Regions from separate parts of the Homo sapiens genome. Here regions 2, 3, 4, 5, 6 and 7 are each linked to region 1. The links are chromatin loops, found by intact Hi-C in ENCODE. Cell type or tissue: GM12878. All regions are shown on one strand. Links, peaks and the distances in the headings refer to the core of each region. The heading gives the core; the rest is flanking DNA.

Region 1 (4,489 bases), core at 222-4,221:
ATCATACTGAGTTTGTTTTTTACTTATTGGAAAGAGTATGTTAACATAATTTTGTTTCTATTTCATTTTCTCAAACTGGAAGAAATATCTGGATGTGCACATAGCACTAGAAAAATCAATAAGTAATCTAGATATTGATTTACTGAATACCCAACATGCAGATTGAGAGAAACCATATTCAAAATGTGACAATTCAGTTAAAAGTGAACTGAAACAAGGGTGCGGTTACTAATAGGCAGGGAATTACTAGGCAGATGCATATCAGAGCCAGATCCCCAAGGGAAGGGCTTATTTCACCTACGTGATAGCACAGTTTGTACTCAGGCACTTGAGAAACAATAATTTACCATAATTGAACCAGCCACAAATATTTATTTTGTTAAATCAGACCCACAATACCAGCCTGTCTGTGCTTTGCTGGCTAGAAAATGTCCTCATGAGTCTTAAATTTATCCTTAAAATATATTTAAAAAAATAATCTTAACTGGCTTTACCTGTACCTAGTTCAAATCGTTTTCTCTTTATGCACGGTGAAATCTCAATGTTGGTTACTGTTTCTGCACATTTCCCTCGGGATGGTGGTTTGTGAGCATACCTACCTGTGCTGCTGTGTTGCGAGCCTCACTTTGCTCACCTGGGTTTCCCCAAGTGTTGTGTTTCACCACTGGGAGGAACTGGCCACTGCTGTCACCTCACCACCTACCATAAGGCCTAATATATGACATATGTCTAATATATATTTGTTGAATAAGTTAATTACTCTGGATTCCTACCTGTGGCGCAGTGGCTGACACACATATATCTGCACTGCCTTTTGTGAGTGACTGAATGAACGTATGCATTTGCCATTTGGGAATATTTTCAGTTTTATCGACGTGACTGTTTAGAGGCATAATCACAGACTTATAGGAAAAAAACGTTTAGGAAATAATTCTTTGCAGATATCCTTTTGGAATATCCATGTAAGATTTGCCTTTTGACAGTTACTCCCCAATCCTCCTGCCTACCTTATCCCTCCCATTAAAAAAAGAGCAACAACAGCCGGGTGCTGTGGCTCAGACCTGTAATCCCAGCACTTTGGGAGGCCGAGGAGGGTGGATCACCTGAGGTCGGGAGTTTGAGACCAGCCTGGCCAACATGGCGAAACCCCATCTTTACTAAAAAATACAAACAATAGCCAGGTGTGGTGGCGGGCGCTTGTAATCCCGGCTACTCAGGAGGCTGAGGCAGGAGAATCGCTTGAACCGGGAAGGCGGAGGTTGCAGTGAGCTGAGATCGCGCCACTGCACTCCAGCCTGGGTGACAAGAGTGAAACTCCGTCTCAAAAAAAAAAAAAAAAAAAAAAAAAAAGCAACAACACAAGATATCTGGCACACGTTGTCCTGCCGAGTTGTTGTGAGTTTGTCATCGTTTTCGTTTGTTGTTGCTGTTGTGTAAGCTTCACGTTTGGTGATTGTTATGTTCTTGGGGATGCATTCTGACTATATTGGGTCCCCTTGAGACCAGTGTTGCAACCAAAAGAAGCAGAGAAGATGTAGTCCCTACCCTCCCGCACCTCGACTTCATGCCTTTGCGAGTTTTTTTTTTTTTTTTTTTTTTTTTTGAGAGGGAGTCTCGCTCTGTGGCCCAGGCTGGAGTGCAGTGGCACGATCTCGGCTCACTGCAAGCTCTGCCTCCCGGGTTCACGCCATTCTCCTGCCTCAGCCTCCCGAGTAGCTGGGACTGCAGGTGCCCGCCACCATGGCCGGCTAATTTTTTGTATTTTTTTAGTTGAAACGGGGTTTCACTGTATTAGCCTCGAGTTCTTTAACTACTTGATCTTCACTGAATTGATCAGGCTGAGAAAGAAACAGAACAGTGTCAGAAGCCAACCAGTCAGGTGAAAATATTGTGTTTTGCAAGTAAGGGGGGTTGAAGAATGAGAGGGATGGGAAGGAGGGAGGTACAGAGGAGGGGAGAAGAGCAGGTGCGCTAAGGTATGGAATGGCAGTTTGAGGAAGGCTGGGTCCACATCTTCTGTTCTGATGCAACCCCCTCACTGCTGCTTCCTAGAGGGACCTTCAGAAAGAGCCACATTTGTTTTCAAGGCTTTCTGGAGTTAGACTTCTACCTCTTTGGGGTGCCCCACTGGTCTCAAGGGAATCCAACACAGTCAGGATGCATCCCCAAGAGATTGTAAATACATACAATTTAATTGTTATAATTATCTTTTTCCTGTTTGCATCTCAGTTAAACATTGTAAAAAATGTTGAGATGCTACTTCTCTTAATTTCAGTTCCCTCACAGAGCAGAGCCTGAGTCAAGATCTTGAGTGCAAGCAGTTTACTTGACTTGTTTATTTGACTTAGCCTGGGAAGTAGAAGTGAGGTAGAGAGTGAGCTAAGAACAGGGGAAAACCCAGTGAAGGATGTGCTGTTTAGGGGGTTACCACTGTGGGCAACTGAGTTTTGGTCCTGCTGGGAACCCTCTGAAGAACCATGTAGTAAATGTAACCTCAAACCTGCCTATCTAAGTAGCACTGTTCAATAGAACTTTCTGTAATGATGGAAACATTGTGTGTCCACACTGTCTTCTGCCATAGCCACATGTAGCTGTTTAGCATCTGAAATGTGACTAGTGTGACTGAGGAATTACATTTTTAGCATTAGTTAATTTTAGTTAACGTAAGTGTAAATAGCCATATATAGCTAGTCACTGCTGGATTGCACTGCACAGGTCCAAAGGATTGGATGTTCAGGCGTTTATCACTAACTCTCATTCCATACGTGGGGCTTATGGGGCTGTGGGTGTTAACTCCCTCATACTTCCAACCTGCCCTGCAAGGGGCTAAGATAGCTGCCATGACTTAGGAGAAATCCCTGAGGAAGAAAAAATTGAGAGAATCAAAGTCCTTAAGAGGAGACACTGCCTTGATACAAGAAAACTGTCCCTGACAGCTGCAGAAGAAATCACAGGCTGAGAGGACACACAGGAGGCACAAAGTACCCGTGTGATGCCACCTTATGAGGCATTGAAAAAGTGACAGTTTGGTATATTCATATCTGTTTTTACGATTCTGAAGTATCAAAGTTCACATCATAAGAAACGTAATTCTGGTAATAATCCTGAAGTTTTCAGTTAATTTAATGCTTGGAAACTTTTAATGTTTTCTAAATAGCTTTTTTTCCTCTCTTTTAAAACTTCAATTATTTCGATTTTACTCTAATGTAGGTACTAGGACAAAACGGTCACCTCATTAGTATGTAGTATTTTCTGTGTTTTCAATTATTACATTTTGAAATGCTAGTGGAAAATGCTGTCTGCCTTACTTTTTTATTTTCATAGAAGTGTATTTGAATTGGTTTCAACCACCATAAAGACTATTTCAACTTATTTGTTACTAATGATGCCATAGCTTAGTAAATTGCATAAGCTGAATAAAAATAGTATAACAAAAAATGTGGCAACTCTAGTGATTCAAAATGTGAAAAATGATGAGGCTCTATTTTCTTAAAGTTAGATTTAAACTATTCTATGAATATTTACATTTTAAAAAATTAAATTTTCTGAGAAAATCTTGCTTATCCCTAAAGATACCCATCAAGCTGTAAAAATGTAGAGTTTATATAGATAAATGAAACTACATAATATATTAGAGTGTTGCTATGTAGATATGAAAACAAAATTTACTCTTGCTTTTTGCATTTCTATGAAATAACTGTTTAAAGGTTAGGAATAAAGGCCAAAATTTGCATTTAAATGGATATATTTTAAGAAGAAATGCCAATTTGTGACCTTTACCCTTGCCGCTAGTATGGTTTTTTTTTTTTAGGATTAACAATCAAACTTCAGAGGAAACACTAGAAATATAAGCAAATTGATAGAAAATGTTTAGTTTAAACAGCTTCCCAGAAAACTGTTTTTATAGCCTGTAGGGAGGGCTAATTGGGCCTTGTCATGAATCAGTTTAATCATGTAAAATATATTTGATGACTGCAATGATAGTGAAAGATTGATCCGTAGTGGTATAAATCAGGGGTCCCAATCACTGCAGACTCAGTGGAAATGAATAGTTAAAATTCGAAGGGACCCATTAAGTGTATGATGGCAATCACAGATTTAAGGCTTCATTCTATATATTTATGTATGCATTTTAAAATCTTAAGAAGATACTTCAAAATATATTAGAGAATTTTTAAATTTGTAAAATCTACAATGGGTACTACAATATATCTACCTGTGAACCACCACAGTTGCTGGTTGAAATTACTTTATTCTATTATCTTCCAAGTTGTATTAGCCATTGTTAGATTTCAGTGTTATCAGGGTAATAGAAATTAGGTAGTGATTCAAAGTGTGTTTTAAATTATTCCTCTCTTTTCATTGACTAGTTGCATGTCTATGAGAATATGTGTGTATATATATTTATATGTGTGTATATATGTATATGTATAGTCTATACAGATTGACTATGTATAATATGTGTGTATATTTATATATAGACTATACA
Region 2 (4,489 bases), core at 186-4,185, 490 kb after region 1:
TATAGGAAATGTTAAACAGAATTATTCAGGCTAAAATGACAGTAAGTTGAAGTCATATGTAGAAATAATGAACTCTGGTGAAGGTAAATGCATAGGTAAATGTAAAAGCCAGTATTATTTTATCTTTGGTTAATAACTCCTCTTTTGATTTCTTATATGATTTAAAAGGCAAATGCACAAAAAGTATAAATATATGGTTAATTGCCTCACAGTGCATAAAGATGTAATTTGTAACAATAACAACATAAAGCAGGCAAAAGCTGCATTTGGACACTCTTTTTATCTATTGAAGCTAAATTGATATCAATTCAAAATAGATTACTGTAAATTTAGGATGCTAATTATAATTCCCACAGTAACCACTGAGAAAATATCTTTAAAAAACACACAAAAAGAAATAAGGAAGAAGTAATAATGGCACACTAAAAAAAAAAAAAGTCAGTTAACCCCAAAAGAAAGCAATAATGAAGGAAATAAGGAACAAAAAAAGTATAACATATACAGAAAACAAATAGCAAAATGACAGAATTAAGAACTTCCTTATCAGTAATTATTTTAAATGCTCATGGATAAAATTTTCCCAAAGGCAGAAATGGTCAGACAGATAAAAACACGATTCCAGAGATTACTTTAGATCTAAAGATAAATGTGGGTTCAAAGCAAAAATATGGATAAAGATATTCCATGCAAGTAGTAACCAAAAGAAAGCCAGGGTGGCTCTACTAATATCAGGCAAAATGATCTTTTAGTCAAAAGCTATTAAAAGAGAGAAAGAAGGACATTAAATATTAATAAAAGAGTCTATTCTTTAAGAAGCCATAGCATTTATAAACATATAGGCAACAAACAACAGAGCCAAAAGATATGAAGCAAACACTGATGGACTTCAAGGGAGAAATAGATAGTTCTACAGTAACTATTAGAGATTTAAATATCCCACTTTCAGTAATGGATAGAACACTGAAATGGAGACCAAGAAGGACATAGAGAACTTGAATAGCACCATACACCAACTAGACCTGACAGAGATTTTGAACACTCCATTCCACAACAGCTGAATACACATTCTTCTCAATTTCTTCTGGGCCTGTTTCCAGAATAGACCATACGGTAGGCCACAAAAACAATTTTCAATTAATTTGAAAAGACTGAAATCATGTAAGTGATCTTCTCTGACCACAATGACATGAAGTTAGAAACCAATAACAACAACAACAAAAAATACTGGAAAGTCCACAAATATGTGAAAAATAAAATTAAATAACACACTCTTTAATACCAATAAACCAAAGAAGAAATCACTCTGGTAAATTGCAAAATTCCTAAACATGAATGAAAATAAAAACACACATACACAAACTTACAGGATGCAGAAAAAGCAGTGCTCAGAGGGTGACTTATAGCTGTAAATGCCAACATTAAAAATAAAGATCTCAAATCAATAATCCAATTTTGCACTTTAAGAAAGTAGAAAACAATAAGCAAACTAAGCCCAAGGCTTGTATTAAAAAAGGAAATAATAATTATTAGAGCAGAGATAAATGAAATAGAGGATAGAAAAACATCAGAGTAAACCTGGAGGACCTTGACTAATTCCCCTGACTAAACGAAAATGGTGATATTTCTATAGACCTACAACAAAAATATCATAAGAGAATATTCGAACTATTACAGAACAGAGATAAAATTGACAAGTCTCTAGAAACATACAATGTAGCAAAACTGACTCAAGAAGAAACATTAGTATTAGTGTTCTCCAGTGAAACAGAGCTAAGAAGATATCTATATCTCTGTCCATCCATCTAATCTATCTATCTATCTATCTATCTATCTATCTATCTATCTATCTGTCTATCTATCTCTATCAAGATATTTATTATAAAGAATTGGTTCACTTGATAATGGAGGCTGAAAAGATCCAAGATCTGGAGAACCAAAAAAGTTGAGAATATAAGTTCCAGTCCAATGGCTTTTTGAGTCTGGCAGGCTTCAGACTCAAAAACAACCAGTGTTTCAGTTTGAGTCTAAAGGCAGAAAAATAGCAATGTTTCAGCTAAAGGTAGTCAAGCAGAAGGGTTTCTTTTTATTTAGTTTTTTTTGTACTGTTGAGGTTTTCAGTTAACTGGTTGAAGCCCAAGCACATTAGGGAGGAAGGACAGTCTGCATTACTCAGTCTACTAATTCAAATGTTAATCTCATCCAGAGACACTGTTACAAAAACACCCAGAATGATGTTTGGCCAAATGTCTGGGACCAGTCAAGCTGATACATAAAATTAGCCATCAGAGATATAGTTAATAAAACTAAAAGTTAGATCCTTGAAAAGATCAACAAAATTGTCAAATCTTTAGCAAGACGAAGAAAAAAACAGAAGTTGCACTTAATTGAAATCAGAAGAAAACAGAAGTTGCACTTAACTGAAATCAGAAAAAAATAGAAGTTGCACTTAACTAAAATCAGAAATGAAAGTGGTGACATTTCTATAGACCTTCTACCACGAAAAGATCATAAGAGAATATTTGAACTATTGTATGCTAACAAATTACAAAACATGGATGAAATTGACAATTCTCTAGAAGCATACAAGGTAGCAAAACTGACTCATGAAGAAACAAAATTTGAACAGATTTATATAACAAGAAATTATATCAGTAATTAAACACTTCCCAACAAAGAAAAGCCTAAGACCAGATGGTTTTACTGGTGAATCTACTCAACATTTAAGCAATTAACAGCAATCCTTCTCAAACTTTTCCAAAAAATGGAAGAGGGAACATGTTCTAACTCATTCTATGTGGCCAGCTTATCCTGATACCAAAGCCAGACAAAGACATCACTAGAAATAAGAAAATTATGGACCAAAATCCCTTATGATTATAGATGAAGAAATCCTCAAGAAATACTAGCAAACTCAATTTAATAGCATATTAAAAGGATTATACATTATAACTAAATGGGATTTATCACAGAAATGCCAGAGTCATTCAATAAGATAACAGCAATCAATGTAATACACCATATTAATAGAACAAAGGAAAAAATAATTATCTTAACCAGTGCAGAAAAAGAATTTGACACAATCCAAAACCTTTCATGAGAAAAATACTCAAAAACTAGAAATGGGAGAAACTTTCTCAACATGTTAAAGGACATTTATGAAAACCTGATGATTAATACCATGGTCAATGGTGAAAGACTGAAACCTTTCTCTTTAAAATTAAGAACAAGACAAGGATGTTTGCTTTCAATATTGCTGTTCAACATTGTACTAAAAGTTCCAGACAGAGGATGTAGGCAAGAAAAAATAAGGAGCATTAAAATTGGAAAGGAAGAAGTAAAACTATTTCTAATGGCAGATAACATGATTCTCTATATTAAAAATTCCAAAAATCCACAAAAAGAGAAAACTGCTAGTGTTAGTAAACAAAGTCAGCAAAGTTGCAGGGCACAACATCAATACACACAAATCAGTTGCTTCTATATACCAGTAATTAACAAACTGAAAAGAAAATTAAGAATATACTTTTCTTTAGAATAAGAGCAAAGGAATAATATATGCAGGAATAAATTTAAATAATAAATGAATTGTACACTTAAAACAATAAAACATTGCTGAAAGTAATTCAAGAAGCTATAAATAAATGGAAGGCATCTAATGCTTATGAATTAGAAGACTTAAAATTGTTAAGATGGCAAAAATACCCAATGCTATGTATAGATTCTATGAAATCCCTCTCACAATTCCAATTGTCCTTTTTTGCAGAAATGAGAAAGTCACCTACTAGAATAGCATTAATCCAAAATCTGAAAATAGCAAGTGTTGGTGAAGATGTGGAGAAACTGGAACCTTTATGCAATGCTAATGGGAATGTAAAATGGTACAGCCTCCGTAGGAAACAGTTTGGCAGTTCCTTAAAAGGCTAAATATAGAATTACATCATCCCCTAGAATTTTCACTTCTAGGTAAATACCCCAAAGAGTGAACAACAGGAACTCAATCAATACATGTGCATTGAAGCACTACGCACAATAGCCAAACTGTGGAAATGCATGAATGGAGAAATTAATTGTGGTATACAATGGAATATTTTTTAGCCATAAAAAGGAATGAAATACTGAACATGCTATACTGTGGGTGAACCTCAAAAAAGTTATGCTAAGTGAATGAAGCCAGACACAATAGGTCCCATATTGTATAATCTCAATTATATGAAATATCTAGAATTGGTAAATCCATAGTTATAGAAATTAGTTTTTTCATTGCCAGGGGGCTGTAATCCCAGCACTTTGGGAGACCGAGGTGGGCGGATCACCTCAGGTCAGGAGTTCGAGACCAGCCTGGCCAACATGGTGAAACCCCATCTCTACTAAAAATAAATTGCTGAGCGTGGTGACTCATGCCTGTAATCCCAGCTAATCAGGAAGCTGAGGCAGGAGAATCGCTTGAACCCAAGAGGTGGAGGTTGCGGTGAGCCAAGATTTTGCCACT
Region 3 (4,489 bases), core at 209-4,208, 370 kb after region 1:
GTCTTGCTCTGTCACCCAGGCTGGAGTGCAATGGTTCAGTCTCAGCTTACTGTAAACTCCACCTCCCAGGTTCAAGCGATTCTCCTGCTTCAGCCTCCTGAGTAGCTGAGACTACAGGCGTGTACCACCACACCGGCTAATTTCTGTATTTTCAGTAGAGACGGGGTTTCACTATGTTGGCCAGACAGGTCTCGAACTCCTGACCTCGTGATCCACCCGCCTCAGCCTCCCAGAGTGTTTGAATTACAGGCATGAGCCAACGCACCCAGCCTCTCAGCCTCCTTAAGTGCTGGGATTACAAGGTGTGAGCCACTGTGCCTGGCCAGAAGTTTCCAATTTTTAAAAGTTAAGGTAGTTCTTAATTTTCTAATTATAAGCATTGCCAACGCGTCAGTTCTAAGTGAATATGTTTATTAGAAGGCATAATAAAAAGCAAAAATTCGTCATAAATTTACTGCTCAGAGATAATTATTGCTTACATTTGACACTTGGCATTTTTATTATTTTTTATACCTATTTATTTACATTTGTATACTAGAGATCACTGGATATACAACTGAGCGTCTTCATGTTTTCAATAAAATACTATATCATTAGTATTATCCTGTGTAAACTTTCTCATAATTATTATTTAATAATGGTATAATATTCCTTTGGGTTAATGGACTATAATTCATTTCACTGCTCCCTTGTGGTTGGCAGTTTATTTTTTCCCAATTTCTCTTTTGTATAGAATCCTGTGAGGGCAATTTTTATGAACCCCACAATTTACATTTACAAAGTTATTTCCATAGAAGAGACTCCGTAGAGTGTAGCAATCTGCTGGGAACTAGAAGCATATCAAAGGCTCTTGACATGTGACTCCACCAGTGCTTATGTGTGCTTATCTCATGGCCTCCTGACTGGGTTCGAGTTTCATAGATTGTTCAGTCTTTTCTAATAGTTGTTTTAAATTTAATGTCATTGAATAGTGGCTTCATTGAGCATTTTTTTTCAAATGTGAATTAGCATCTGGACTTCTTTTTTTTTTTTTTTTTGTACGTGATCTACATCCTTTTAGATAGTGGCAACTGGACAGATGTAACATTAATCTGCACTGTAGGCCAAGTGCAGTGGCTGATGCCTGCAATCCTAGCACTTTGGGAGGCTGAGGTGAGAGGATTACTTGAGTCCAACCCGGCCAATATAGAGACCTCATGTCTACAAAAAGTTAAAAAAGTTAGCCAGGCATGGTTGTGCATGCCTATAGTCCCAGCTACTTGGGGGACTGAGGTGGGAGGATCACTCTGAGCCTGGGAGGTCGAAGCTGCAGTGAGCTGTGATCGCACCAATGCACTCCAGCCTAGGCAACAGAAAAAGATCCTGTCTCAAAAAAACAAAAAACAAACAACAACAACAAAAACACTGTGTAAATGTATGTATGTGTGACTCCAGGTGACTTATTTAACCTCTTTGAATTTCCATTCTTTCATTTGCAAAATGACGATAATAATGAAGACTTCACAGAGTAGTAAGAATTAAATGAGATATTATAAGCATAATACTTAGCACAATTCCTGGCAGTGGTAAAGAGCCGTTAAATGACTTTGTTATAATTGTTACTAAAATTATAATTAACATTTTTTCAAGTATCTATTGGGGAAATAGATATTTTCTATTGGCGTACATGAGCTTTTTATGGATTAAATACATTATTCATTTGTCATATTTGCTTATGGAAATATTTTCCAGTTTGTTCATGCTGTTTTAAAGTTTGTTAAATTATTTTACCTCTGTTTCTGTGTTTTGTCAAAATGAGGACCAAATAAGTTGTTACAGCACTTAACAGAAACAAAAAGTAGCCACAACCCTTTGGGCATCCTCTAAGCATTTGGTCATTACTATCATTAGCATCAGGGGACAGGAATATAAAGAGCATACAGCACCTACTATTCAATAATGAGGCAGAAGTCAAGTTGAAAAGTTCAGTTCTGAAGATGTCATTCATAATGATACCAACTCAGATTGTAGTTATTTTCAAGTCTAAACACTTAAACATTTATTAGAGTAAATAACCGTTAAAAATAAGAGGAGAAAAATTATCTTCTTTCAAGAACCTGCCTCCAAATTTATCTTAACCTCTGAAATGCGGCCTTCGTAGTTTCAGCTAAGGCCTTGTTTCATCAGCATACTGGGTCATAAGTTGAAGAAGAAAAAAACTGGAGTAAAAAACTTGAGGTTTCAGATAGTCTCCCCCACCCTCTGGGAATTCACTGGTGACTGATTTAAATACTGAAACTTCACATGCTACTTTGATGACTATATATTCAGTCACCTTCCTTTGGATTAAATTGCCATACTCTTATTTTTTCAATCTGGTTTTCTTTGCAATGTTTGACCCTGTCACCCAATTACCTCATTTTTGGTGGGGTAAAGGTGAGAAAAGATCAAATCACTGTTAGTAGCTGCAGAGGCTTTAAAAGACTCATTTACCAGTATGGTTGTATCATGTTTAAATTTCTAAATGGCTAAGCAACATGTGCCACTCTCTGAGTAGACTTAAAATGATGAAACTAAGTGAAACCATATTAACTACGTAAGGGGATCACTAGGATCCCAGGTTGTGCTATTTGCTAGCAATCATTACAGTTTATTTAAACTCCGTGTGCTAGAAAGTTATAAAATGGCACAAGGCATGATCCCGATTTGTAGTTCAGAGACTAAATCTATGAGATTTCACTATAGGTAATCTAACTGGTATTTGTTTAAGTTACAGATACAATCAGAGCAGCCCTTCTCAAACTTTAATGTTTATACAGATCCTCTATACATCTTTTTAACATGCAGATTCTGATTCAGTGGGCCTGAGATTCTGCATTTGTAACAAGCTCTCAGGAGATGCCCCTGTTGCTAGACCATGGACCACACTTTGAGTAACAAGGGGTTAGAAGCAAATTATCAACTGGGAGTACATAAATAATTCACTAGGAAGCTCATTAAACACAGATTTCCAATGCTACTCCCAGAGACTGATTTAGCAGGTTTAGGGTGGGGCCCCAAGATTTCGAATTCCCAACCACCTCCCAGGTGCTGCTGCTGCTGCTGATCTGCAAACCATAATTTGGGTAGCTTTAATTTAGAAGTACTCAAACTCCCTGCATCTCGGACATAAAGCAAAAGTTAATTATGGTGAGATGAAACATGGGTTAGTGGAAAGTCTCTTAGGTTGTCTAGAAGGAAACTGGGTTCTTTGACACAGAGCTTCTCTACAGATCTCAGTTTCCTCACCTGTAAAATAAGCCAAATGATGAGTGCCCCCCTCCCCAGATATCTAACATACCAAGCAGATGAATACACTTTTAATTTGACACATAAGTTTTAACTATTTTGGCCATGTCTCCTCTAACATTCGCAGGACCCAGGACAAGAGTACAAATGGACACCTAATGCCATATGGATAAACATTTAGTAGTTATACATTAAGCCAACAAGTACATGAGACAATGATACAAATTGCTTATTATTGCAATAGGTGACTTAGCCAATACGTGCAACTGTCACACATTCAACTCTAATTCATGAATACTGCCCAAGACCACAGTTTGTTACATGAAAGAAATTGAGATGGATAGTTGTTTCTCCTAGGAAACAACACTTTATTATTTGAGAATCTTTTGCACTTAAGGTATTTTAGAGAAAGGATTTGACAGGTTAATTAATTATTTTTCCCCTTACCTAAGCACTTCTATTGCTAAGTCCTCCCTCCACTCTGAAAGGGTGTCCATCTCTGATGTCTGCATTTGCACAATCCACAACCCTTTGTGACATTCAAATGCAGTCTCCTTTTATTCTGAGATACAGGAAAAGAGATGTAAGCACCTCCCTGGGGTCTGAACAGTGTTAATGATGAGATCAGATGTTTAGGATTATACATCACATTCTGCCAGAGCTGAACACTGAATCCCAGTGACCAAAGTAAATTGGCATGTGTATAAAATACAGGACCCACGGAAGGGGCACCTATTTATTGGATCTAGGGCAGTATTATTTTGGTGGTCATAAGGGAACTGATACCTGAACCTGAATATCACTCAAAGATCACTCATGGTGCCTGATATTTGGAAGAGACATTTGAAGGACCAGACGAACCACTTATTCTTTTAGATGCTCTAAAATTGAACCGTATAAAAAGTAGACTATGCCGAAGTCATATCATTTTAGCTACATGGAGAAATCTTGTTCCAAATCAAGAGATAATGATATACCCTCTGGTTCTTTGATGACAGTGTGGTGGCTATATGCAGAATGTTTCTGCACCATTTGCATAACTACTGCTTAAGATATCCACTATGTCATTCAATATCCCTTATATGAGAGTTCAATGAGGTAGACGTCCTTAAATTTACTATCAGGTTAAGAAAAGAGCAGATTGTCTCTTTGGACAACTTCGTGTATTTCTTTCTTTAGCTGCCTGGAAGCTCAACACTAAATTTAGTATTCATCTGCAATA
Region 4 (4,489 bases), core at 306-4,305, 330 kb after region 1:
CAGGGCATGGAAAGTCACTGATACCCTTGTAAAGTTCAAACTGTATTTCAGAGACAATTGGAACCCCTTAATATTTGGCCAGGGTGTGTTGAAGGTGGTTGAAAAAGATGGGACGGTGACGATAAGGAGGCTCTTACAATTATCCAGGAGAGCATTAAGAAGAGAAACCCCCAAGCTTGGGCACTGGCAGTGGAATGGAGAAAGAGGATGAATGTAAGAGAGATTCTGGAACAAGAAATGGTGAACTATCATAGCGATTTGATATGAGGGCAAAGGAGCTGTAGACAACAATTCCAAAGTTTCAACTAAAAACATTGTAGAAACCACTCTATTGCAATTTCGGCAACTTTTCAAGTTTGATTTATTTGGAGAGTATAGTAGAGAACACACATTTTCTGAAGAAGTACTAGTCATATTTGTCCTTTGACCCTACTTTTTATAAGACCTCCTTTAGTGTCACACCTATGAATCATTTATTTATTCAAAAAATTAATGACCTCCTATTCTATGGCAGGCATAAACAGGAGAAAAATAGACACGATCCCATTTACCTTCACCCTTCCACCCATATCCTCTCCCCACTATCTGCCCCCAGTGCTTTTCAGTTTGGATAAGGAGAAAATATCAGTAGAAAAACTGACTTAACCCATTATATCCCTTGATCTAATAGTATTTTTTAAATATGTATTTGAAATTGGGTCCATTTTTTTCTGGATACATAAATTATTAGTTCCTAATCTGATCTGCAACAATTTCAGGAAACAATTACTGAATTATCTGTGCTTAATTTGAGCAGATGATAGCTAATTCCATGTGCCCAGAACCTATCTTTGTAAATTATTTTGATTATTTTTTTTACTAGAGAGATAGAAGTTTTGCAGGAAGTTAACATGGATCAAGGAGTGGATGACACACACATATGCATGTGCATGCACACTGTTATACAATTGATGAAAATGTCATAAGGTGTAAGGAGCAGTAGAAGTTTTTATTAGATAGTTCACCTTTAAATCCTGGTTTTGCCTCATTGCCATGTGGATTGGACATGTCAGTTCACCTCTCTGAGTCTCAGTTTCTACATATATACAATGGGACTAATCTTCAGCTGGCTGTAACAAGAATTAAATTAGATAAATCTGAAAATGATTAACACAACTGAGGACATAATATGCTCAATAAAAAAATCATTTGCAGGTCTTTTGGGAATGGTACAAACTGGACCTAAATCAAGTTATATTATTATAGTACGATAATTTGAGTTATATTTATATAATATGAAAATTATTAATAAATAATTGTAATAACATATAATAATGTAATATAATATAGTATAATTAATAAAATATTACCTCCTACACACTGGTTAAAAGTGTTCATGTACTATTAACTCTAGTTAAAATCTTCGTGTGTTTCTTCTGATCTTAGATCAAGAGGAATCTCATAATATTTGTACATACTGCCCATTCTAAGTGGGCTACTAGTAAATATACAAAGAAGCTGTAATAAGCATATGGCTTAGTATAGAAGAGAAGAAAAAATCCAGTAAATTACGATTTTCTTCTAAAAAACACCATCTGGATGCTGGTTCAGCTGCATTATCTCACTAATTTACATTTTATTTTCTCAAGAGACAAAGGTATATTCAATAAAAGAAGAAAATCCAGTTTAGAATGCTTGTCTCTGGAACCTGTCAGCTACACTTAATTTCTACGTAGATGCAGAAATGAGGAGTTTCCTCATCAATGTTTAAACAAAGCATAGAATTAATCACTCAACATTCAGAAGAATCAAAGTCAAAATCAAAATAAGATACTTTATTGAATTTATCTCTCCCTGCAGTTTGGAATTTAATCCTGACTAGAAGTCAAAACAAATGCACTTTTTAGATGTTGATAAGATGAAAATCAATCAATCGATATAGGTGTTGTATTGTATTAAAATGGCTTAATGGGGTTAATTAAAAACCATCTTAGAAATAAAGAAGATAAAATACAGATTACTATTCTAACAGTAGAAGGGACTAAATATCGTGAAGAGTCTTACAGCTGAAAACTACCTAGAAGCTGAGTAATAACGGACATTTGAATGACTTGCTGCGCTTTCAAGAAAGTAAAGGAGATCCCCAAGTTTTTGTTTTTGTTTTGTATTGTATTGTTTTTTAAAAAGGACTAGGAGCAGAAAGAGGAGTGGTAGGAGTGGTAAGTAAGAGCTGAGGCTCAGGATGACTTGAAGGCATTGTGAAAATTAATAGCCATAAGAGAAAATGGAAGACTAGACCTTGAACCTGGACAAAGATACGTTTGAATCTGAGATGTTTGCATAAAGTTAGACACTAAGAAGGTTATATTCGTGGTGAAAGGGTGGTCCAGGAAAAAAATCCACCTGCCAGCAAAGAGAGATGTCATAAAACCTGGCTATGTCCATGACTACTACAAATGGAAAATGAAAGTAGAACTAAAACTCAGAATTCTTCTTGAGGATTTGTAACTATCGACATTGCTTCTGTGGCTTTGTGGTTCAAACCCTTAGCACAGAAATAAAAATGATTTCTTTTTTGGAACTACCCTCTGGCAACTGACAGAAGCAACAGTAAATGCTGTGTGGAGGAAACATGCTTAGATAAAATAACTCTCAATACGTATTTGTGTATGTAGAAAAGTTATCTTTTAAGAGCAAGAATAAAATAGCATGATTTCAGATTAACAAAAACTGGGTAAGTTTATAATCAACAAGTTCTTCCTAATATAGCATGCATTCAGGGAGAAACACAATAATTGAAATAATATCAAAGAGGTTTATAAGACAAGAAAGCTTGGTGATAACAAAGGAGAAATCAAGTGTAAATAAACATGACTGTATAAAATAATATGCATTAAACATTAAATTTGGCATTAAACAAATTAGATACAACAAATAAACAGAATACCATGGCAGGTAAGCTGAAAGGTAGATGATCTAAGTTAAAGCATTTTAAAGCCCTTATATTGTTTACAAGGAGATTAAAATAATCTGTAAAGTCTAGTAAACACTGAAACTATAACATGAATTTTAAGTTTGAATTGAACAGAATAGGGTCAGGGATAATCAGTGAATCCAAAGAAAAGACATAAGACTGGAAAAAAGAGAAAATAAAAATGAAAAGACATATAGTTTAGCTACCTCAATTATCACCATAAGCATAAAAAGACTAATTTCCCTGGTTAAAATACAGAGATTATCAGAAGATTAAACTATTCAGGAAAAAAAAAGAACTTTATACTATTTACAAGATTTGTCAGAAATACTATTTAAAAAGATATGATGTTATTAGACAATCAAAGATTGATATGACTGTTAGAAGAAATGAACAAGTCTATAATTTTAGTAGGAGATTTAGAAATAGCATTCTCACTAATTAAGAGGTAAATCTAATACAACAAATTAGAAGCTTTGAATAGTACAATTAACAAGCTTGTAATTTACATAAGTATAGAAACCTGATCTTCAAAATTAGAAATTAATATTTTCTGGGATTTATTGAATAGTCATAAGAGTTGACCATATTCTAGGCCAAGGATCAGCAAATTATGGCTGACAGACCTAATCCAGCTCATGTCCTGTTTGAGTATGACCCTCAAATTAAAACCTTTTTTTTTTTAACATTTTTAATGGATTGTAAATTTTTTTCAAAAAGACAATGTATGACAGAAACCACATGTGGTCCACAAAGCCTGATATATTTACTATGTAAACCTTTACAGAAAAAGCTGACTCATGTTATAGGCCATAGAGAAAAGTCCAATGTATTTCATATGTCATCATTCAATAAATATTTATCAAAACCCATTATATGCTGGGCAATTCTTTAGGCACTGAAAATGATAGCACAGTGAATGAAACAGACAAAAATCCTTCTGAGGACACTTGCATTCTACTGGGGGAGGCAGACAAAAAGTAAAGTAAATAAATAAAATACATAGTGTGTCTGATGGCAATCAATGTTAAGAAAAAAAATCAGAGAAAATAACAATTGTTATTTCGCAAAATTTAATACTCAAAGGACATACAGTGAGCCCTCCATATCTGTGGGTTCCACATCTGTGGATTTAATCAACTGTGGATAGAAAATATTTTAAAAAAATAAAACAAAAGTTACAATAAGAAATAATTCAAATAAAAATACAGCATAACAGCTATTTAAATAACATTTACATTGTATTAGGTATTATAAGAAATCTAGAGACGATTTAAAGTATACAGGAAGATGTGTGTACATTATTTTCTAATATGCCATTTTTTATAAGGGACTTCAGCATTTGTGGACTTTGGTATGAGAAGGTGGGAAGGAGAGAGGCCTTGAACCAACCCCACAAAGACAGGAACAACTGTAATTTATTGGTTAAAAATCATAATAAAAATTTAAAAACACTTAGAACTGAATCATAATAAAATCAGTACATATTAAAATCCTTGAGATGCAATCAAGGTGTATGTTTAATTTTACATGCTA
Region 5 (4,489 bases), core at 203-4,202, 430 kb before region 1:
TAGTTCCACCTACTGTATCTTTAAATGTCATATATTGTATTCTCAGTTCTAGAATTAGATTTTTAAAAATCTTTCCTGTTTTTATTTAACATGCTTAATCTTTCTTCTGTCTACTTGGATGTACAGAATATAGTTACAAAGATTTAATGCCCTTGTCTACTAATTTTCTCATTTCTGTCCTAAGTATTTGTATTGATTAATTTTTCTCCTTGTAGGTTGTATTTTTTTCTTGTCTTAGTAAGCATTGTAATTGTTGACTGGATGAGAGACATTGTGAAATTTATAATATTGGGTGCTAAATATTTTTGAATCCCTATCAATATCTTAACTTTTATTCTAGGATTCATTGGAGTTACTGGAAAGTAGTTTGACCCTTTCAAGCCTTGCTTTTAAGGTTTGTTAGACAGTACCAGAGCAGATTTTATTCTAGGGCTAATTTTCCCCACTACTGGGTTTAATACCTTTTGAGTACTCTCCCTGATGACCCGTAAATTATGAGGTTTTTCCATTCTGGCTAATTGGAACATAAACTTTCCCCAGTCATGTTTGAATGCCAGATATTATTCCTCTCAGGTAGTTTTATCATATGCATGTGCTGATCAGTACTAAGCTGAAAATACAAGGGGATACTGCCTGTAAATCTTGTAGCTCTTCTGTATATCCTTTCAATATTCTGCCAGTGAACTACAGCTGTCATGGCATTTCTGGGTGCCATACTCCATTTCCTCAACTTTAAAAGAATGTCTGGATCTACCTCCGTTCCTCCTCCCTACACTGTCATGTGGAAAATGTCTCCGGGCAGCAAGATGGGGCAATCCTAGGGCTGATTTTATTTGCTGCTTTTCTCTCAGGGATCACTGTTCTGTACTGCCTAATGTCCTATGTCTTGTAAATCTTGAGTCATATATGTTGTCTTATATTTTTAGATGCTTCAGACTGGAGTGTATATCTGGTTCCTGTTATTCTATCTTGTCCAGCAGTGGAAGTCCTTTTACCATATTTATACTCTACTGTGAGTCATAATGATCTATATTAATAATATCCATTAGTACTTATGATGTTAATGGTAAATGTTCTTTGGTGTGGTAATGCCATATGATTTGCTATAGACTATCATCATTACAGAGATGCAGGCTGTATCCACATCGGTCTATACAGACTTCAACCGACTTGGTTGAAGTGGCTGGTCAATTTAAACTCTTGCCTAATTCTATCAAAAACTAATTTTCGTGTTCTTCAAATCAATTAATCATTCCATAAATTAACTAAATTGAGCAGATTTCTGAGTATACGTGTAGTCTAGTTATATTATTTATGCCAAGGGATAGTTCTGGAAACTGCATATTTCCATTCCAGTAGGTTGATTCCATGTGTTTGCTATTGTGAATAGTGCTGTGGCAAACATAGGTATGCATGTGTCTTTATAATAGAATGATTTATATTCCTTTGGGTATATACCCAATAATGGGATTGCTGAGTCAACTGGTATTTCTGTCTTTAAGTCTTTGAAGAATCTCCACACTGTCTTCCACAATGACTGAACTGAAAGAGCAAATTTTAATTGTTACTGTATGCTTTCTTTACTGCCTGAAATTTTTGTTTGTGTATTTTACATAAATAAATAAATAGAATCACACAGATATTGTATTTTTTTCCATTAATCCAAATATGAATCTAAATAAGTCACACTTATTTCTTCTTGGGTGTTAATTGCCTTTTTTGACAACCATTCATCCAATCAGTGTGTTTATTCTGAATTGACTCAATTCAAGTAAAACACTCAGCATGTGATTTCCTTTTTCTTTGTAAGTCCCCTGTCAACACTGATGGATGTCATTGTGAAAAGGCATCTCATGGTGGTTTTGTTGGTTCACAGATCTGTCTGTTTTTTTTTCCCCAATACAAATTTGAGTCTGCCATCATATACTTTAGTTTCATCTTTGTTGTAATCTAGATTATAATTGTTTTATTTCATATTTATTTCCCCTTCTGCTAGACTATCATACTGATCTTGTATGGGAGAGGGTGTGTCAGTACTGTTGCTTCCTGCTTTAGATCCACAAATTGAAGTGCCATCCACCAGCTGTTACATTCTCTGAACAGGCAGCTTGCCAACAAACCAGAGATTTTCTGATATACTGCAGGCTTTGTCAATTATTTTAATATACTTAGATATAGAAATATTTTCATGGTACAGAGTATGTATTAGCTGTTTTCCTTGCATCAATAAACAGCTATTATAGTTCAATTATAAGTGTATGTGTATGTGTATGTGCATGGGTATATATGTCTCATGCTCAGTGTCTTCTGGCTTTAATTTGTTGCCTGGAATTAAAAATTATGAACTCTGAGGAGCAGTGGCTTTTTTGTGTTAGTGTTGTTTTCTAAAACACTTAAGTTCTGGTTGTAGTTTATGCAATTTTTAGTTGCTTTGAAAATATGACACAGAAAGTGTTCTGGAATAAAATGTACCCAAGAGAATTGTATTTATCCCATTCATTTGCTGCTCATCCTTAATTCTTGCCTTTTCATGATCTTTATAAACACATTGCTCTAAATATTCTAGCTTGGGTTTTCTTAGATTAAGCATTTTATGCCAGTGGTGGTAAAACTGAAAAGGAAGGTTCACATCATAGGGGAAATGTATGTGTGTACGTATGTATGTCTGTGTCTGTGTGTGTGTGAGTGTGTTTGTGTATGTCTGTGGGGTTTTGCTACAAAGGTTAAATCCCAGAAATGTTATGATAGTTTATAGAAAATGTGTCTCAGTTACAGCTGAGTTAAATAAGAACCCTGAGGTAATGCTCTAAGAAAAATGAACACTTGATGCCCTTTTCTTTAGTGTCCCCTTAGAGTTGCCTAATAGGATCTTAGTGAACTAACAATCATAAACAGACCAATAGAAAGAAACCTTCTTCCTTAGAGGAAAAACAGTTTCAGAGTCTTGGGGTATTCAGTTTGCTCATGTTGTTAGAATAGTTTCTTTTGCCAAACACTGAACATTGGGGCTGTGTTTTCTTGTTCAAGAAGGAGGAAGAGGCTATATGCTAATGACAGAAGGCAGCTACTTGCATGGGTAATAGACTCAAAGGAATGTAAATGGCTTTCATAAGGCAAAATATCTCGTGTATAAACACTTCAAAATCTAGAACTCATATTTCATTAACAAAGATATTATTTCCTTGTCTTATTTAAAACTCACAAGATATTTTAAAAATTATGTTTGATATTGGGATATTAAAGAAATTCTTTTATTTTGGAATTTTCTCAAGATGAGACAAATGTAGAATTATGCATTTGTTTAAATACCAATGGAAATAAAAAAATCACTTCTAAGGGGTCCATAAACAATGCTTATTGACTTACTGGCTCATTGTACCCCCAAACACTGACATTGCCATGTCACTGGATGATTTTTCATTAATTAAGGAAAAAGCCAAGTACTTTATTTACAAAAAATTGTTAATTTTGACATTACCTTAATGTCTTTTTACAGATGTAAGGCATTTTACACATCCCCCTGCCCTCAATTATTTGGTTGGCTTTATTTTAAATAAAAATCAAGGGATGGTATTTTTTTTAAAAAGCCCAAAGTATATAAATGTGAAACTCTTCAGTAAATGATCAGAACTTAATATCCAGTTTGCTATTGAAACATTACAAATCACTAACTATAAAGGTTGAAATAGAATTGCAGCATCAGAAATAATATTTTAGCTTTAGAAATACAAACCAGAAATACAAAGCAGAAATTTTGTTGCCTGTAAAATCAGTACTACATCCTTTTATGGAATAGAAGATTTCTTTTTCACAGAGTATTCTCTGGAGCCAAATACCTGGGTTGTCAAAAATGCTGCAAAATGAGAATTTAGTTTACAGTAGTTGCAATTGGGCAGTGTACCCTAATTGACTTGGAACTAGAAATCTATTAAAAGGAAGCCTATTAACCAGATCTCAAAAATTCCTGTAGATAAAGCTCTAGCAAATATGAGCTTACAATCAAAATTCATAAAACATGCAAGAGCCCAAGATACCCTAAATAATATAACTATTGGAAAAATCAGATATAGAATAAAAATTTATATGTTTAATATGATAAAAAATAATTAGGGGAGTTGAAAATAAAAGTAAGTAAATTAGAATAACCAGTTAAATTGGACAAACATAAACAGAACTATAATAAATTGAAAGTATAATAATTGAAACTGTAGATCAGACCGTGGAATGAAAACATGAGTGAATTAGGGAAATATAGATGTGAGGAAATTCCCAATAAGGCAGAAGAGAAAGATAGAGACACAACACATGAAAGAGAGATTAAGGTACATTAAATATAGATTTAGAATATATATCTAGTCAGAGTTCCAGAATGAGATAATAAGAGAATAGGGTAGAGGTAGTATTTGAAAACATAAAGGCTAAGAATTTTCCAGATATGATTAAGGAAGCACATGTATACAAAGCAAGAGAAGTCAAGAGAAATCTAATG
Region 6 (4,489 bases), core at 296-4,295, 70 kb after region 1:
CTAAATTTCAGGGCTCAAATTGACATGATTTCTTTGAGGAAACTTAAGGAATTACTAAATAACTTTTATCAGTTTGAAGAGGTTCTCTTCTATTCCTAAAAATATTCCTGGTTGAATATTTTCATTATGAAAGGCTGCTGTATTTTGTCAAATACTTTTTCTGCATCTATTGAGATGAGCATATGGTTTATATCTTTGATTCTTTTAATAATATATATTACATGATTACTTTTCATATGTTGAACCAACTTTGAATTTCTGGAATAGCTCCCACTTGGTCATGATTATAATTCTTTTTAAAAGCTGCTGGGTTTGGTTTACTAGGAAATTGGTGGAAGATCTTTTCACCTATATTCATAGGGGATATTAGCCTGTAATTTTCTTTTCTTCTGAAATTTTTGTCTAGTTTTAGTATCCGAATAATACTGGCTTCATAGAATGAGCTCGGAAGTGTTTCTTCGTACTCTTTATTAGAAGAATGTGAGGATTAGTTGCAATTCTTCAAAGTATTTAATAGTAGAATTCACCAGTAGAAACCATTTAGGTCTGGGCTTTTCTTTGCAGGAAATATTTTTATTACAAGTCAATCTCTTTGCTTGTTACAGTTTTATTTAGACTTTCTGTTTCTTCTTGAGTGAGTTCAGTAGTTTGCGTCTTTCTGAGATTTTTTTTAAATTTCTTCTTGCTTATCTAATTTATTGGTCTACAATTAGTTATAGTATTCTTGTAAAATCTTTTTTGTTTCTGCGAGGTCAGTAGTAATGTCCCCTCTTTAATTATGATTTTAGTAATTGAGCCCTTTTTTTTTCTTTGCCAGTCAGCTAAAGGTTTGTCAATTTTGTTGGTCCTTTCAAATAACCCATGTTTGGTTTCATTGGTTTTCTCTTTTGTTATTCTATTCTCTATTTCATTTGTTTCTGCTTAAGTTTTTATTATTTCTCTTATTTTGCTTGCTTTGCATTTATGTTGCTCTTTTTCTGGTTTCTTTCAGATTTTCTTTGTGGATGTGCTCTGAAATACTAGAAAATTGAAACCAATTCTATTTCCCTTCAGCAAAGCATTAATTATTGTGAAATACTAATGTAAAGTCAATGTAATAGCAACTATTTATTTAAATGAGTAGATATACTGCAAGAAAACATTTTACTGCATATATGAACATAACCAAAGGGCATCTTTAAAGACAGAAACTTTAAATGCCAAATGCATTTTTCATATTTTGAGTTTCATTTCAAGACATCTGATGGAAGATAGTATTATTCTATAATAAAATATTTTAACTTTTACTTATAGTAGATGCAGTAAACACTATTGCAGCTTTAAAAATACTTATTATAGTACTTAGCATTAGACAAATTGTTTGAAGTTTTAAAAAAATCTTTACAAATTAAAAGCTATAGAGTGCCTATAATCCTTTAATTCAAAACAGTTGTTTTCATTTTCCAATAAATTGGTAAAAGGGAACTTAATGACATTGTCTTTCCACTAAACATCCTAGCTGTTTTCAAGAAAACAGAATTAACAAGAAACTTAAAAAATAATATTGTAAAGCAGACAGTATTCTAAGTCATTACAGTTAATACAACAACAAAAATTCAGTGTGAAACTCTTGAAACGAACTTTAGGATATATTCGGTTAAATTATGGTCTACTATTTGTAATTTCATGAATTTTTTTCCAAGTATTGGAAATGATCTAAATGGCTGTGTTTGTGTCACAATAATGTTCAGGTTACAATATGCTGTATATTTAAAATTACCTTTGCATTTTAAAAATAACTATTTAAAACACTGCCAAAATCGGCATCATAATTATTTTGGAAGACTTAAAATAAATACACCAAAAACAAAACCAGAATTTGCATCTAATTGCCTGGAATAGTTTCTCTAGCCTCATTTGCCAGACAGAGGAATGAGTATCTTGAAAATCTAAGGTTCTTTAGGGCTATAGGATTGTATGCCTATCAGCTTGGATTGCTTTTTGCTTTATTTGACTGTGGCCAAAGGTGGAAAAGGCCTTCTTAGATATTCTTACTAGGAAATGTAATCTTGAAGTCTATGTCAAAGCTTTCACACAAAATTGGTATAAAATTTATACAGTGGAACTTACTCTAAGCAGTCAATAATAGCTATATTTCTGAAAAGATGATTTTAAAGCCAACTGCAATAAATGGAATAACTAACATTTACATGTGCTAAATCTTCTAATTTATTGGAAATATTGAAGGGCCATTAAATTTAAAAATGCTTTTGTAAATGCAAAACATTAACCTCTAATTTAATCCTTGTAGGAATACAATTTTTTTTAAATCAAATTTTCCTGAAGCAGCCATAGCTGAATTAGTTGTTTTACTTTTCAAAATTCGCGGTGAAGGGTTACATTTAAAGCAGAGAGGAGCCCCCTTTTTCCTCTTCATTTATTCTAAGTAGTACCTGAAAGCAAAAGTTGGCAGGCCGCAGGCAGAGAATAGGTCAGCCACATTGTTCCTTGCCTTGCTGATGCAAAAGAGAGAACATTTCAAAGTAAAACAAGGATTGGCATCAGAGAAATTGAGTTCTGTGCTCTTTTAAAATAATCTTCCTGAGGCATTCTTTCAGAAAACTAGCATTTACCCTCCCCATACCACACGAGTGAAAAAGTGACCTTTTTCAGAGAGCTCAAAGTCAAATTAGTTCTGTAAGTCAGTCTAGGGGGAAGTGAGAGCCAATTTGTGGTCAGGGTTGCCAAAGAGCCAATGTCCAAGAAAAGAAGAGAGGCAGGGTGGTCAGGACGTGCTGAGAAAGACTGAAAAAAATAGGGACCTTGCAGCTGTTGAGGCCATAGTAGTGACTCTAGGGAACATGTAGTCTAAAAAGCCTATCTAAAAGCAAAGTTCAGCCTTGAGAGCAAGAGCTGGGAAGGACTCAAGGAATGCCATGAACTCCACATGAGGGAAACAGATCACAATACATAAATGTAAGTTCAAAGGCAGAAGAAGAGAAAGAGTTATGAGAGGTAAATGGAGAGGGTACCATGTAGGAAGTCACAGAGAAGCAGTAATACAAGGAAAGATTATAGGTCACTTTTTTGCTCTTCTGTCAGCAAAACCCATGTAGTAAAAGAAGTACGTCAGGGAGAGGACATCTAAAGGTTTCTTTTTTTTCTTTCCCTTTTTTTTTTTTTTTTTTTGAGACATAGTTTCGCTCTTGTTGCCCAGGCTGGAGTGCAATGGTGTGATCTCGGCTCACTGCAACCTGTGTCTCCCGGATTCAAGCGATTCGCCTGCCTCAGCCTCCCGAGTAGCTGGGATTACAGGTGCCTGCCACCATGCCCAGCTAAATTTGTATTCTTAGTAGAGACGGGGTTTCACCATATTGGCCAAGCTGGTCTCAAACTTCTGATCACAGATGATCCATCCGCCTCGGCCTCCCAAAGTGCTGGGATTATAGGCGTGAGCCACTGCACCCGGCCCAGGTTTCTTACATGACTTATTTGAAGAAGACAGGAACAGACAACAGATGATCATATCAAAGACCAAAAACAACCTAACATGACAGTTAACCTTGGCTGCAGAATTCTTATTAATTCCTAATGAGAGTAGACTGATGATAACACAATTATGCCTGAAATTAATTTGAATACATAATTTAATGTATTTATAGTTTATCAGCACTATAATTTTGTTAGTTTTAAATTTTTATTTAAAAATTATTTAGATATATCAGGAGTAAAAATTGCTGAACCTGGGAGCACTTAGAATTTTGACAGGTTGCAGTATTCATTAGGATACTGTTAGATGCTGTGACAAATAATCCCCACATTTCAGCAGCTTAATACAGTAAAGGCTTCTTAACAGACTAGCGTAGGTAACTGTTCCCGGCCAGTAAGAGTGGGCAGATCTGCTGCATGTGGTCATTTAGGAATACAGGCTGATGGAGGCTTTCCCACTATCAGTGTATGACTTCTGTTATTATTCTGGGCACTGATGTTCATCTCACTGAAGGGGTTAAAGAATGAAGAAGCGTGCATGAAAGGTTTTTTTATTTTTCTTCACATTCTCTCGCTGAGAATGTAACCACAGGGCTACAGTAAACTGCAGGGCAGACTAGAAAGTATAGTCCAACTGAGTGCCCAGAAAGAAGGGAAATAGAGATTTTAGTGAACACTAAGAAGTTTCTGCCTGGTACACATAATCACTGGACTCATGGGAGGGACTGTGATACCATGTCTACATCTACCAAAGACTTTAAACATACTGGGATCTTAGTAGGCTCCTGAATGGGTTACAAAGTTGGTTCTTGGATATAGTTAGTATGAATTTGTAGAACTAGCAACAGTGGAATGCTGTTGGATAGTCAAATTTTCCTAAGGCATAGATTTATTCTAAATTTTACTTGTATTCTAATCTCTGGGGTTTATGTGACTCATTCACATAAAAATAGAAAAATCAGTGTATATCTGATAATTGGCAGTATTCACTGATTTTATCCATATAAAATATCTTTTATGA
Region 7 (4,489 bases), core at 230-4,229, 110 kb before region 1:
TTTTTCTTTCCCCCTGTACTTTCCTCACACCCACTTGTTCAAACTCTCCTTCTTCCTTTAGTCTTGCAGCTGTTATTCTATCACTGGCACTTCCTGTGCTTTTCACATAGTAAGCAGTAAGTAAATGGTTTTTAAACATAATTCTATAATCATTATTTGCTTTTTTATTGAAATACATATGGAACAGCCTATATGTAGCCCTTGTATCTTCTCATCAATCCTAAGTTTTAAGTTCAAGTAGAATTTAGTTGCCAATTTAGACACCTATATTGGTTCCCAAATGTAATGAAACAAAGCTAATAAAATTCTTTAAACAAAAAACAAAAACAAAAAGGTATTGTCTCTGCTTCTTAGTAGCACTTTCTCTATAGCCATCTCTTTGAGTGATGTCTGACTTTATCTTCTGCCAAAGATAGATAATGTTTATATCAGACAAAAAAATAATTATAATAACATAAGATCGTAAGAAATGACTTGTCAGCTTATATTAATCTGACTTTGGTCTCTGATCATGGCCACCAGATATATTTGGTGGAACCACTCCCTTGTCAGACCACCTTGCAGGTTAAATCTGTAACCCAAACACCTCCCCACTTCTCTTTTAATTCTCAGCTTTTTAAACTTTAAGTGGCTTAAATTTGATCTTTACATTCCACTGTCATTCCAGCACATACACAAAAATATGTATTTTGTGCTATCTCCTTGGTGTAGTGACTGTGTGGTAAGATGGAAAGACTATTATTGAGCTTGGAATCAAGTCCCTGCTTTGGCACGCGTTAGCTGGGCTGCAGTTTTCTCATCAGGAGCATGATTCAGATTGTTTATTCTTATATATCCTTTTTGATTATTACCTTTTGCAGCTCTATTCACTGGAAATGAGGGGACTAGAAAAGAGAAAAAAGAGATAAAACATTGACTAACGTGTCTTTGTGCCATTTTCAGTCACTGCTTTGGAATCTGGCAGGAGAGCTAATATTCCTGTTTCATTTTTATTGGGCTTAAAATATATGTTTATCTTCTCTTGATGAAGATTTGGTATTTTTTTTATCCCTCGGATTTCTTCTTTGAGGTGACTAAATGTGCTGTTTCTTAGAAAGCTTGGCTGGAACTTTTCATCTAGTGTGCTAGAGTCTCTATAAAACATATCTAAATAATTTTCAAAGACTTTGCTTTAAATGCCTGTTGAATTCTCCTGGGTAATATTAGCTGAGTTTCCTCATGTACATTTGGTGGTACATTTTTATAATTATTTCTATTTGGTGCTATTCGGCTTTTCACAAAAATTATGTATCTGGTCATATCCCTTGGTCTGTGGGCCATTGTGACTCAGATTTCAGATTGCATACGTATGTGTTAAATGGAGTTTCATTCTCGTAAAAGAAACCTTACTGAACATGACCACTCTTCTAGTGGTTTCCATGTGAAATGAATTATGTTCTATTGTAATCTGGAGTCTTTTCATTTTCCTGTGAGAAATGGTTTGAAAATTGTATTCTGTTGTTTACACTGTTGGGTATCTCTTAGGAGGCTTATACAGAGGATAAGAACTAAGATAGCTTTGCTCTCCTTACTTCTTGGTGTATCTACATAGCATAAAAATTAAGATTTATTTCTTAAGGACTATGAATGTTTTGTAACATTCAATTTTGAGACATTCAAATATGCTGAGTGTTTTTTAAACAGATACTCTGTAAAAATGAATGTACTAAGTTCTCAGACTAAGGTGTTTTTTTTTCCCACTCATATGTAGAGGAAGTTTGGTGTTGTGGTTAAAATTATGAACTCTGGGGTAAGACTGATTTGATTTGGGTATCAATCTCTGCCTCTATTTGACTGAGTAAATTTCATAACTACCTTAAAGCTCCGTTTCATCACCTTTAAAATGGGGATAATAATAGTTCCCATCACCCATTTTACTCAACAAGATTTATCAAAGGCCCAATATGTGTGAGTTTATGTTGTAAATGGTAGGGATGCCCCATAAGAGAAAATTCCTATTTTTGACTTCTACTGAAAGGAAATAAGCAACATGAGTAAATGTGCATGAAAAAGCAGTAGAAACAACTCTGATAAAATAGGATTGGGCACTATATTAGGTTCAATAGTTTATGAAATCCTTTCTGCAGAGGATATTTTTAAGCTGGGGCTTTAAGAAGGAAATGAGAGAAGAGCATTCAAGCAAAGGAAACACATATGGTAACAATTCTGTGCTAAGAATGAGTTTGCTATATTCGAGTAAAAGGCAAAAAGGCCAGTGAGACTTGAGCATGATCATCTAAGGAGAAAGTCATTCAGGTATTAGACAAAGACAGGCTCAGGAACTGTAGAGTCCTGTAAGCCAAGAAAGGAGATGGGGTTTTATTTGAAGTATGTTGGGAGCCACTGGAAGGTTGTGAGGAGGAAGCACCATGGCTTGCTTAGTATTTTTTTACATATTACTTGGGATATTGTGTGGAGAATGGAATGTACAAAGAAGGCATGTTATGAGGCTACTGCAATAGCCCAGATGAGAAATAGTAGTGGATTAGATGAGGGTGGTACTTCTGGAGATGGAGACAAATGGGTAGTTTCAGAGTATGTTTTGGGGGTGAAGTCAACAGGCTTGCTCATGGATTGGATATGGGGAGTGAAAGGATGGGAAGAATCAAGAACAAATCCTAGGTTTTTGGCTTGAGCAACTGATGGATGACAACACCATTTCCTGAGATACGAGAGGGAGGAGAAGCAGGTTTTGGAAGTGATAACAAGAGTTGTTTCTTGGCCTTGTTAACAGCTACTTCAGGGTATTAAGTAGCACTTGAAAATGTGAATCTGGAGTTAGGGGGCCAGTCAGGGATAAAAATATAAATTTTGGAGTCATTGGTTTATAAGTATTGAGAATGGATGAGATCACCTAAGCAGAGAATGGAGATGGAAAAAAGAAGCTTCCCCAGAATGAATAGTGTAGTGCACCAGTGTTTAGACATCAGGGAGAAGAGAAATCAGCAAAGGAGACAGAGAAGGCATGCAAACTGAGCTAGAAAGAAAAATAGAATATGAAGCCCTTAGCATGCTCATATATAGTAGCTTCTCTATAAATGTTGATATATTATGTGTGTTTCCCCAGAACACTGAGATAAGGAGACTGAGAGATGGTCCCTGGAAGTGCTGGTACGGAAGTAGAAAGTGAGGCAATGGAAGGAGAGGAAGCCAGCAAAGCTTGTGTTTTCAAGCAGGTTACCAGCAAAAAACTGAAGCTCCATTCTGCTGGTGACCGCTGGGAAACAATATAGAATATGCCTCAGAGTAGCCGCCCCAGAGGGTGAGGACATAGATGTATTCATCCTCCAACCCCCATTTGTCATTAACTGAGGGCTGCTCTCTGGTGAGTGAACTCCTCAGCACTTTGGGGCTGCTCTATATGGGCCAAGAAAAAGCCCTTAGGGGTTGCAGATGCTGTTTGCACAGGAAACAGTGTGTGCACCCACAGTGTGTGCTAGAACAGGTGCTGAGCAGATCTGACAGTGGTTCCTGTTATCATGTCCCTTACGTGACTGGCTCTCATCATTATACCTTTCTTCATTGAAATATTATAGGAACAAAGGAAATTCCAATTGATAAAAATGAATTATTAAAACAAGAGAGAATTCAAAATTCTTCATAATGGTCATACCAAAAGATGTGATGAACTCATTGAAGCATATTAACCAATGGCTCAGTAATTCTCCTTATATTCTTGTTTGAAAGTAGCAATAAATTTTAAGGCATATTCCTTGAGTGCCAAAGACATCATTAAATGTGACACCATCAAATATGAAGATGAACACATATAACCTTGATATTTTGAAATACTAGAATAAGAATTCATACCATACAGTACCTTGAAATCCAATGCCTTTCTCCCAAAGGGATCAAAGGTTACGCTTGATGCTTTTCAGGGCACCTTGTACACAGGAGATCACTTGATCCTAACTCCTGGGATCAGAACGAATGAAGCGATTAGTGTCACAGGCGAAACTGAATTGCTTTTAAGCTTCTTATCTGAGCAAGTGTCGATACTGAGATCAAGACTTAGGTTTGCTAAACTCTGATTTGGTTTCCTCATCTCTCTGCCATAATGGAAATAGTAAAATGTTTCCTAGTGCTTATAATATGCCAGACACTGCCCTAATCACTTTACAAAATTAGCTAATTTTATCGTCAAAACAACACTATGGCTTAAGTAGCATTATTGTCTTGCTTTTAACTACTCGGGCATCAAGTTAGGAAACTGGTTCAGTTCACATCTCATAAGTACGAAAGTAGGGATTCAAACCCAGGCACCTGCCTCCAGCTCTGTTCTCCTCAGATGACTCTTACACAGCTGTTACACAGCTTATGTGGCAGTAATAGGCTGTGATCTTATCCCTGACTATATGAATTACTTGGAAAAAATCACACACATGATGTGTTTACTACTTTTTCCATAAATCCACTTTAAAAATCATTTTACCAGAGGTTAAAAAAAACC

Evidence for each region. A loop is a pair of places that touch in the nucleus more often than their neighbours do. Peaks named below come from ENCODE experiments on the same cell type or tissue, not always from the same donor. Only the 100,000 strongest peaks of a DNase experiment are listed, where the experiment ranks them.
Region 2: a loop joins it to region 1, with 4 times the contacts of the local background. A loop is called at or near these places in 1 of 110 quality-filtered maps.
Region 3: it touches region 1 in a loop (2.6-fold over the local background); 1 of 110 quality-filtered maps calls a loop at or near these places.
Region 4: it touches region 1 in a loop (4-fold over the local background); 1 of 110 quality-filtered maps calls a loop at or near these places.
Region 5: it touches region 1 in a loop (3-fold over the local background); 1 of 110 quality-filtered maps calls a loop at or near these places.
Region 6: a loop joins it to region 1, with 4 times the contacts of the local background. A loop is called at or near these places in 1 of 110 quality-filtered maps.
Region 7: it touches region 1 in a loop (2.7-fold over the local background); 1 of 110 quality-filtered maps calls a loop at or near these places.

What each region holds. Positions count from the first base shown.
Region 1 is chr20:14,830,458-14,834,946 of GRCh38, forward strand. The region is part of intron 5 of MACROD2 (mono-ADP ribosylhydrolase 2); the gene reads left to right. Among named protein-coding and RNA genes, the nearest start is that of MACROD2-AS1, 97 kb to the right of the region's middle. RefSeq lists a silencer at 302-351 and an enhancer at 2,364-2,413. In GM12878, for the core only: no CTCF peak of the experiment used is centred there; DNase peaks (open chromatin) are centred at 234, 634 and 2,414; H3K27ac peaks cover 2,332 bases.
Region 2 is chr20:15,315,678-15,320,166 of GRCh38, forward strand. All of the region lies in intron 6 of MACROD2 (mono-ADP ribosylhydrolase 2), which reads left to right. Among named protein-coding and RNA genes, the nearest start is that of MACROD2-AS1, 390 kb to the left of the region's middle. In GM12878, for the core only: no CTCF peak of the experiment used is centred there; DNase peaks (open chromatin) are centred at 2,084 and 3,186; H3K4me3 peaks cover 772 bases; H3K27ac peaks cover 3,359 bases.
Region 3 is chr20:15,197,988-15,202,476 of GRCh38, forward strand. All of the region lies in intron 5 of MACROD2 (mono-ADP ribosylhydrolase 2), which reads left to right. Among named protein-coding and RNA genes, the nearest start is that of MACROD2-AS1, 270 kb to the left of the region's middle. In GM12878, for the core only: no CTCF peak of the experiment used is centred there; a DNase peak (open chromatin) is centred at 2,244.
Region 4 is chr20:15,160,066-15,164,554 of GRCh38, forward strand. The region is part of intron 5 of MACROD2 (mono-ADP ribosylhydrolase 2); the gene reads left to right. Among named protein-coding and RNA genes, the nearest start is that of MACROD2-AS1, 230 kb to the left of the region's middle. RefSeq lists an enhancer at 2,378-2,467. In GM12878, for the core only: no CTCF peak of the experiment used is centred there; DNase peaks (open chromatin) are centred at 2,176 and 2,476; H3K4me3 peaks cover 757 bases; H3K27ac peaks cover 562 bases.
Region 5 is chr20:14,399,856-14,404,344 of GRCh38, forward strand. The region is part of intron 3 of MACROD2 (mono-ADP ribosylhydrolase 2); the gene reads left to right. Among named protein-coding and RNA genes, the nearest start is that of FLRT3, 64 kb to the left of the region's middle. In GM12878, for the core only: no CTCF peak of the experiment used is centred there; no DNase peak of the experiment used is centred there.
Region 6 is chr20:14,899,891-14,904,379 of GRCh38, forward strand. All of the region lies in intron 5 of MACROD2 (mono-ADP ribosylhydrolase 2), which reads left to right. All of the region lies in intron 1 of MACROD2-AS1 (MACROD2 antisense RNA 1), which reads right to left. Among named protein-coding and RNA genes, the nearest start is that of MACROD2-AS1, 27 kb to the right of the region's middle. RefSeq lists an enhancer at 2,815-2,884. In GM12878, for the core only: no CTCF peak of the experiment used is centred there; a DNase peak (open chromatin) is centred at 2,721; H3K27ac peaks cover 315 bases.
Region 7 is chr20:14,722,457-14,726,945 of GRCh38, forward strand. All of the region lies in intron 5 of MACROD2 (mono-ADP ribosylhydrolase 2), which reads left to right. Among named protein-coding and RNA genes, the nearest start is that of MACROD2-IT1, 170 kb to the left of the region's middle. In GM12878, for the core only: no CTCF peak of the experiment used is centred there; DNase peaks (open chromatin) are centred at 1,331 and 2,211; H3K27ac peaks cover 1,069 bases.